2 separate regions of the Homo sapiens genome follow, and region 2 is linked to region 1. A link is a contact called in ENCODE Hi-C or POLR2A ChIA-PET data. All regions are on one chromosome and are shown on one strand. The core of a region is the stretch at or near the end of the contact, and the rest is flanking DNA. Distances in the headings are between cores, read along the strand shown.

Region 1 (4,044 bases), core at 1,145-3,644:
GATATTGCTTGTTGTATTAGTCTAGAAGCTCTACTAATAAGCTAGGCTGTAGCTTATCAGCTCAACTGACCAGTAGAACACAAGGCCCCACCTAAAGTCAGAGAGCAGTTTCAATGGAGTGTATGTTTAAGGTGGCAAAAAAGTGAAAAAAAAAATATGGATAGGTTGTGAATAGCAGTAAATGAACCTGGAGGGGCAGAAGAGTTTTTAACTTCAATGAGAAGGTGCAAGGATGAGATCCAGGAAAAGGAACACCATTATCTTCTTTTCCCCTAGGACTTAAGCTTTATAAAGAGATGCCAGCTCTCCCAGCCAGAGATAGTGGCAGATAAGCAAGGGGTCAAAAGAAATGCAGGGCAGCCCACAGTAGGTCTGGGCTGCAAAGGGTTATGGCTAGTTAGCTGCAACTGCTGAGGAGAGACGATGAAAACAAAGATTGACTGAGTCACCTCTGCTGACAATCCCTGTGGTGCTCTGTGGAAGGTACTAGGCTGTTCTCTAAAGTATCAATACACATGAGATTCATATCATCCACTACAAAAATATACATGTTTCCATCTTTGGATGATAAACTGATTCTGTGTTTATATGAGGACACAATAAATACAGCATTTCATAGACTACGTAGAGCTAGATACCTCCTTAGAAGCCAGCGAATCCAACTGTCATTTCACAAGGAAACTGAAGACGAGATAGGAAGTGAATAGCGTAAGGTCTCACAGCTAGTCAGTGCCATAGCAAGGACTGGAATGGAAGTCTCTGGATTTCCAGCTCCCTCAACACTGCCTTCCTCTGTTGTGACTGTTTTCTGTTTGGCATAAGTGTGGAGTATATTAATTTATTGCCTCGGCCATTCAACAAACTTAGACCTTTAATGTAAGGCACTTGTTTAAGGTAACAAGAAAAGACATAGTCCCTGCCTTCCAGAGACCTCAGTCTGGAAAAAATGGGGGCAAGATTTATCTCTGCAGTACAGAATAAAAAATCTTTGGCTTTTATTTTTATATATTTTTTATCATTTAATTTTTTGTTTGATAATGTATATAATTCAATATAATTTATCAAGAAATATTAACAGCCTGGCCAACATGGTGAGACCCTGTCTCTACTAAAAATATAAAAATTAGCCATGCACGGTGGTGCATGTCTGTAATCCCAGCTACTTGGGAGGCTTGAGGTAGGAGAATCACTTGAACCTGGGAGACGGAGGTTGCAGTGAGCTAAGATTGCGTCACTGCACTCCAGCCTGGGCAACAGAGTGAGACTGTCTCAAAAAACAAAATTATTGGAGGTGCGTGTCCAGAACTTTTTCTGATGGGGTGTTCAAGGTTTGAGTTCTACTGGCATAGTTAAATGCTGTCCTGAGCAAGTTAAAGATGGCTTTTCCCCCAATAACTTTCCATTTAAAATTACCATTCTCTTGGCTATACCAGCAAGCTTCAGTTATTTAACTGTTGTACAGTTGAATAAGGTACTGGTCCATGTCCTGTTAGGAAGCAGGCTGCACAGCAGGAGGTGAGCAGCAGGAGAGCGAGCATTAGGCTGAGCTCTGCCTCCTGTCAGATCAGCAGCAGCATTAAATTCTCATAGGAGCAAGAACCATATTGTGAACTGCGCATGTGAGGGATTTAGTTGCACTCATGAGAATCTAATGCCTGACCTGAGGTGGAACTGTTTCATCCCAAAATCATCCTCCCAACCCCACCCCATCTGTAGAAAAATTGTCTTCCATGAAACCGATCACTAGTGCCAAAAAAAGGTTTGGGACCACTGGGTAAAAGCATCCAGGTGTGTTGAAAGAGGATTGGCCTGAGGTAGGCGAGCTCTCCATACAGATCTGAGTACCTTTTGTTATTAGAGGATGGAGTTTTAAGAACGAGAGCTCACAGGTTATGTCTTAGATCAGAAAGGACTGAGGAAGTGCACCAAAGCTTGATTTCATTGTAAGAGCCCTTTGAGGTTATAGCCCAAGTCTAGACAGTGAAATGGGCAGGAAGGTAGAGGCTCCTCTGTTAATTCCTTCGTGAGCTTCAGGGCTACAGGAGAACATCACACATCACGCAGGGCTAATACTCTATTTGCTTTATTGTGTCCAAGGATTCTACTGAGTACAATCCCAGCTGATTTTAGAGTGGAGACAGAATTGCCCCAACTGCAACCCCCCCACCTCCACTCCAGCCCACTTCAAATTTGCAAGTGACATGAAAGCAAAGGACTTCCATAATCAACACAGGGTAGATGACCATAGCCCTTCTAGTTTGGATTACTTCCCGATGCTTTCCTTCCAACACACACACACACAGACACACACACACACACACACACACACACCCCGTATGCTTAGTTAGCTGGCGCGCACACACATACACACCTTGTATGCTTAGCAGCTGGCACAAGGCCCTCCTACTTTTATGCTCCCTGCCAACTGGCTTCAGAATTAGCCAACTGGAATGCTGTTGCCTGGGTCTAATCCTGCTCCAGCACTACAATCCTGGGACATTAAAGTTCAAAGGAGTCAAACTTCATAGGGCAGGTGGGGTGAGGATGGGGAGTGGACAGTGATACATACCCTTAACAGGAGCTCAATTTTTCCCCCTATTTGGCCCTTTGCAGCAGAGTGCAGGGAACAAACAGGAGGGTAAACGGAATAGGTGATGGCAAATGCCTCTCTCTGGGGCAGTCACTCCACAGGTTGAAGAGATGGAGAAGACCTTCAGTGTTGTTCTGGGACAGGAGGGGGGCGTGTGAGGAGCACCAAATTCAAATAACATTTTCTAGTTAGTTATTACATCTCTCGGGTTAATTCCAATTAAATTTTTATTAGCCAACACTCGGTCTCTCCCCAGGTGTTTCCCAACCTTGTGCTACTGAATAAACAGTTTTGTAAAACCATTCATTCAAGCCCCACCAGGCACCTCATACTGAAATTCCAACCTATTAGTGCAGCAGCAGCAGCAACTGTTAACTGCCACGTTCCGGCCCCACCCCAGAACAAGAGAATCAGAAATCGCTGGGGCAGGGCCCAGCAGTCTGTTTAAGCAGGTCCTCTGGGTAAATGCACACTCATTTGAGAGCCGCAGTATTAAAGCCATCTTTTGCATTCAGCCTCCTAACTCCAGCTGTTAGTGTGAGGCTCTTCTTTTGGCCTTAGGGAGCAGCTGTTAGAAAACTCACATCCTGATGCAAGAGTGCCCATACCTCCCTCTGCAGCTCTCAAACTTGCTCAGGATGGAAAACAAGCGGCAGGGATAGGGGTAGGAGGGCTGTGTTCCAAGCACACCAAAATGAAAAAAGCAATCCGTTAAGCTTTAAATATATAATTGTAAACTAAATCATCTGCCATCTTCTCTCGGCTTCCAGTGTAGAGGTTACCCATTATTTTTGCTAACTGGCAAAGTAATTAATAAATTCAAGACTTACCTAGCGTAGGAGCATACTTCGAGAAACACTGGTCATGAAAAAATCTCCACAATGAACATAATGCTCAGGAGATTGGTATTGATGTGTTTTGCTCTTCAGTGTGAGATGTGCCCCTTAGATTTAATCCTGTATCGTCTCCTGAAATCAAACATCCTGTCCTGCCACATGCATCTCATTGCTCAGCAGATCACCCAGGCAGAGAGCAGGCTTAAAGATCCTTCACTCTCTTCTGTCCAGCCTGTTCCACCCTGGAGAGGGCTGAGCATACAGGTGACCACAGGTCATTTCAGAGAAAAACTCAAACTGATTCTCTAGTATCTGGGCCTTGGTTCTTTCTTAGTGCTCACACATACCTTTTTACCTCTAATTACAGCAAAAGTGTAGTCAATAATTTTCTGTAAATTACTGACTCACAGTAATTTCTAAAGAGGCCATCCTCAGCTATACCAAGCTGTACAAATTCCCCTCTCCAATTCAGCTCACACAGCTTAAATGCTTGCAATGGCTGTTTGGTTGTGGCTGCCCCTCTTCTCCTTAACTAGCCCTCCCACTCTCACTATCCAAAAGATGTCTAGTTGAGATGATAAATCTGAACTAATCAAACCCTCTAAGAGAGCTCATTTT
Region 2 (3,877 bases), core at 450-2,949, 310 kb before region 1:
AGCACTGATTGTCTACCAGGCACTATTATTCATTAAATCCCACAACAGCCCTTTGAAGTAAACATTTTTATTTTCTTTCCTAGTTAATAAATGAGAAGGTTGTCACAGGAAGGTCATAGAACTTGCTCGAGGTTTACAACCAGTCAGTCAGCTTTGGAGTTCAAGAGTGAGCTCACACAGCCTTGCGTCAGAACACATACCCTTAGCCAGTTCAGTGGACTGCATCTTCATCTTCTCTAAGAGTTCTTATGGAACCTCTTTCATAGGAAGAATACATTTAACCCTTTTCCCATTTAGAAAAAAAAGTGCAGCTCACTGCCAGCACTTCTTCAATTTTACATAAATACGCTCTTTGAGGCTGAAGCAAATCTGATTTTCATTGTGAAAAACAAATATACAAACTTCTTGGAGTTATTTCTAAACAGAACTAACATCAGAATAGTCTGAATCATCCGAATCATCAATTTCTGAAAAATTGGATTCATGGAATGAATCTTTGGCCAACAATTGTTTGAGAACGATGTTAACATCACATATAGGAATGCTACATTTTCTAGGACTTGACATTTTCAATGATCAAGAATTTCCATATTTTGTAAATGGAAATACCACTAGTAAAACCAGAATGCTATAAGTAGAATGATATCTTTTGTTTCCAAAGTCAATATACTAGAGTGATCCAAAAATAATAATAAAAACAAGATAATTCATGGCAAAGTTTTTTCAGGGTAAATGCTGCAAGCACCACTGGTGAGTATTCTCGGGGCCAATGGGAACAGGGTAAAAGTTGAGGGAAAAACTCCAATATTATGAGATCATGTGATGGAAGGTAAGTATCCACACATTGTTCCTTGTACCTACTACTGCTGGAAACTATTGGATCAGTCGGTGTTCACTCATTTATCTTCTTGCTCCAGGTAAAACTGCTTCAGTGAAAATAATGGCAGATGTTCCTGTATTTTGCTTGAATGCTTGTTATTACATGAGAGCTACAACACCGCCTAATTTATTGATAAGTTTTTAAAGGATCTTTCCTGACAATATGGTCAGTGATTTTGGCAGACTGATTTTTAGCAATAACCTCAGGTGGCAAAGTAATAGCCTGTCTGCTCTTTTTGTTCTACCTAGAGATAACATTTTCAAATACACTAACCTGCAGTTTATCAACAGGGGTAAAATGGCATTTTGAGCAAGACAACTCTTAGTCGTGGAGAACAATCCTATAACTGTATGGGATAGTTTAGCACTTCTGCCCCACCCCACCTGCCCCCACCACACATACACATAAACAAAAACACTCCCACACTTTTTCAAATGCTGAGTAGGGGGATGACACAGAACTGCCAGGCTAATGAGTAACCAGTATTGACTGGGTCATTCCCCAAAGGAGAAGCTGCTGACAGCTTACAAGCCCCTTCCATAGTTCCATACTCCGTGTGAGCCACAGCTAACACCACGCTGGGGCTGTAGCTGGTCAGGATGATATTTCTGTAGACTGCTTCCTGAAATTTTAAGGGAGAAAGAATTTCTGTTGTTGAAACTGTCACTTACCAGCTAGTTTTGGGAAACCTGCGTGTACCAGCTCTTCATACAGTTGCTTGGCCGGGTCACCCTGAGTCATCAGGGTCCCGTGTAGCCAGATAAGCAGAGCCCTGTGGCCATGTTCACGGAAGCTTTCATTTCCTGTGCCAAGCACAAGAGGTCCGAGGTAAAACACCACGAGCTGCTATCTCTTTCCATTGTGATCTCAGTTCCAACTAAACTTTCTGAATGACTGTTTGCTTGCCTGTTCCTCTTCGAAAAAAGCCCTTCCAGTTGCCCTCGCTGTGCTGCTTTATGATGACCAGCATTTGCTTTCCCTCCAGCCTGTGCTATGCACCTGCTATGCTTGGCACACACCCAAAGGAGTGTACAAGAGAGAGGACAGCTGTGGTGCCTGCCCAGGGGGAACAATTTTAATGAAATATGCAACTTCTCATAGACCAGTGCTCTTCAAACTCACAGTGCTTATTTCACCTGGGTATCTTACTAAAATGCAAGTTTGGATTCAGTAGGTCTGGGGTAAGAATCCATGCATCTAACAAACTCCCGGGTGCTGCTGCCACTGCTGCTCCATATTCCCCACTCTGAGCAGCAAGCATGCACCATTCATTCTGCCACTCCAGTCTCAAGGAAGCTACTCTGAGGGAAGTTTGCATCCCTGGGCCAGGATTATTCATTTGATAAATACTCACTGCATATCTCAGCCTAGAGAGGTGTTGGGGGAAGTACCGGGATAGGGAGCCACAAAGCCTCTGTGGTTCCCAACAGGACTTCACTACAGGCTCCTTGCTCTGAGAGAGAGTGTGCAGGAGCAGACATGCTGTGCAAGGGAAGGGCCTGAGCTCTGCAGGGGTGAGGGAGAAGTTCACTGGACAGACTGATATGGAGAAGCGGGCATTTCAGGGAGAGGGAACTGCATACTTACAGAATGTACTCCTGGACAAGTCCTCTGTTCCTTTCCTAATCTTGCTCTTGACAAACTAATTTTTCTTAAATACCATCATGAGTCTGTCACTCCTTTGATCAAAAGCCCACAAACTCCCCAGTGCCAGTAACCTTACCCTGGATCACAATATAATTGAATTGCAAGTGTCATTGTTATTGTGCCAACTAGATTATAAACTCCATCAAACATGCATGGCTTAGAGAGCTGATGTATCTATCCCTCATCCAGCAGAAATAAACACTCCAGGCCCTCCATAAAGGTTCCATCGAAACACTTTAAAATCCCCCTTATCCTGCTGGCAAGTACTCTGAAGATACACTATATTTTCAAGTCATCTCTTTAGGTCAAGTTAGAGTTCCAGGAGGCAACTCAATTTTCCTAAAGACTTCACAGAACACTATAAGCCTAATTAATGACAAAAAAGAAATCTTAACAATAAAAAAATTTTTCTAGTTAGAAACTAGTTAGTATTCAATGTTTTCAATACATTATCTTCTATTTTTCACATGAAAATGTATCCTAAGAATGTGCAATACAAAGTCTCATAATTTACTTGTATGTGGTATAAATAGTGTGTGCTCATGGACTGTGCTTCTGCCATCCCCAGTTCCCAGCAATCCCTAATACAAATAGACCCCTGAGCAAGGACACCTTCTCGTCTTAGGATGTCCATGAGAGGGCAGTGCTCTGAATAGAAAACTTTGCCAAGAAACATGTTTGCTTCATTGTTTTCAAAGCTAATTAGTTGATTAATGCCAAGTAAACTTTCTATGTTTCCTAGGTTTTCGTCTAACCACAAAAAACAAAATTAAGGAATCTAGCTGACCTGACTTCACTAATTATGACAGTTTGAGTCCAGCTGAAATGATTCCATTGCTTGGAATCATCTAGCCAAGAAAGCCCTCTGAGTCTGTATTTGCCGTGTCGCTCATGGCACAGCCAAGTCTCCCCTAAGGCAGTGTCCTACAACAACCCTTTCTCCTACACCCACCTGCTTTAAGGAATTCCTCTTTCTGGAGCGCAGACTTAAACAGCGAGCCTATTGATTACAGAATGAACCCATTCACCCCAGGACAGTCTCAAGGAACATAGAAATCAGATTGGCTTCCCACTGACACACCAACTGTTAAATCCTTGCTTGCTTCCTTAGTGACCGTCCAGTTGGGAATCTTACTGTCTCTCTAGGCTAAATGCACATGTCTGATATGGGTCAATACACATAATCATCCTTTACAAACTTCGGTTTACTGCAGACCATGAGTGTTCACTTTCTGCAAATCTTAATGCCCAAATCACTGGTGTGGACCTAAGCTAACTGCCCCTATTCCTGGGCCCCTTGAAGACTGCAGCTTATTGTGAGTGCCACACACTTCCTTGGAAGACCTCACA

Evidence for each region. Hi-C counts contacts between places; a loop is a spot of excess contacts on that map. ChIA-PET counts read pairs that join two places held with the same protein, here RNA polymerase II (POLR2A). Pooled maps may share reads with other maps.
Region 2: a loop to region 1 is called in a map of endothelial cell of hepatic sinusoid, with 4 times the contacts of the local background. The contact joins two enhancer-like sites. A Hi-C loop is called at or near these places in 5 of 168 maps with a recorded cell type or tissue (Caco-2, GM18951, K562 and 2 more), 18 of 37 single-sample maps with no recorded cell type and 8 of 50 pooled maps. POLR2A ChIA-PET finds 5 or more read pairs at or near these places in 7 of 52 experiments (A549, Panc1, SK-N-SH and 4 more).

The regions. Positions count from the first base shown.
Region 1 is chr5:75,362,266-75,366,309 of GRCh38, reverse strand. No RefSeq gene overlaps it. Among named protein-coding and RNA genes, the nearest start is that of HMGCR, 27 kb to the right of the region's middle. Within about 2 kb of position 2,394, at least 3 of the 41 ENCODE cell types and tissues checked have a DNase peak (open chromatin) inside an H3K27ac peak, as active enhancers do.
Region 2 is chr5:75,667,058-75,670,934 of GRCh38, reverse strand. ANKDD1B (ankyrin repeat and death domain containing 1B) reads right to left here. Exons shown (of 14, transcript NM_001276713.2): 13 at 1,552-1,683. Among named protein-coding and RNA genes, the nearest start is that of POC5, 48 kb to the left of the region's middle. RefSeq lists an enhancer at 3,455-3,877. Within about 2 kb of position 1,699, at least 16 of the 41 ENCODE cell types and tissues checked have a DNase peak (open chromatin) inside an H3K27ac peak, as active enhancers do.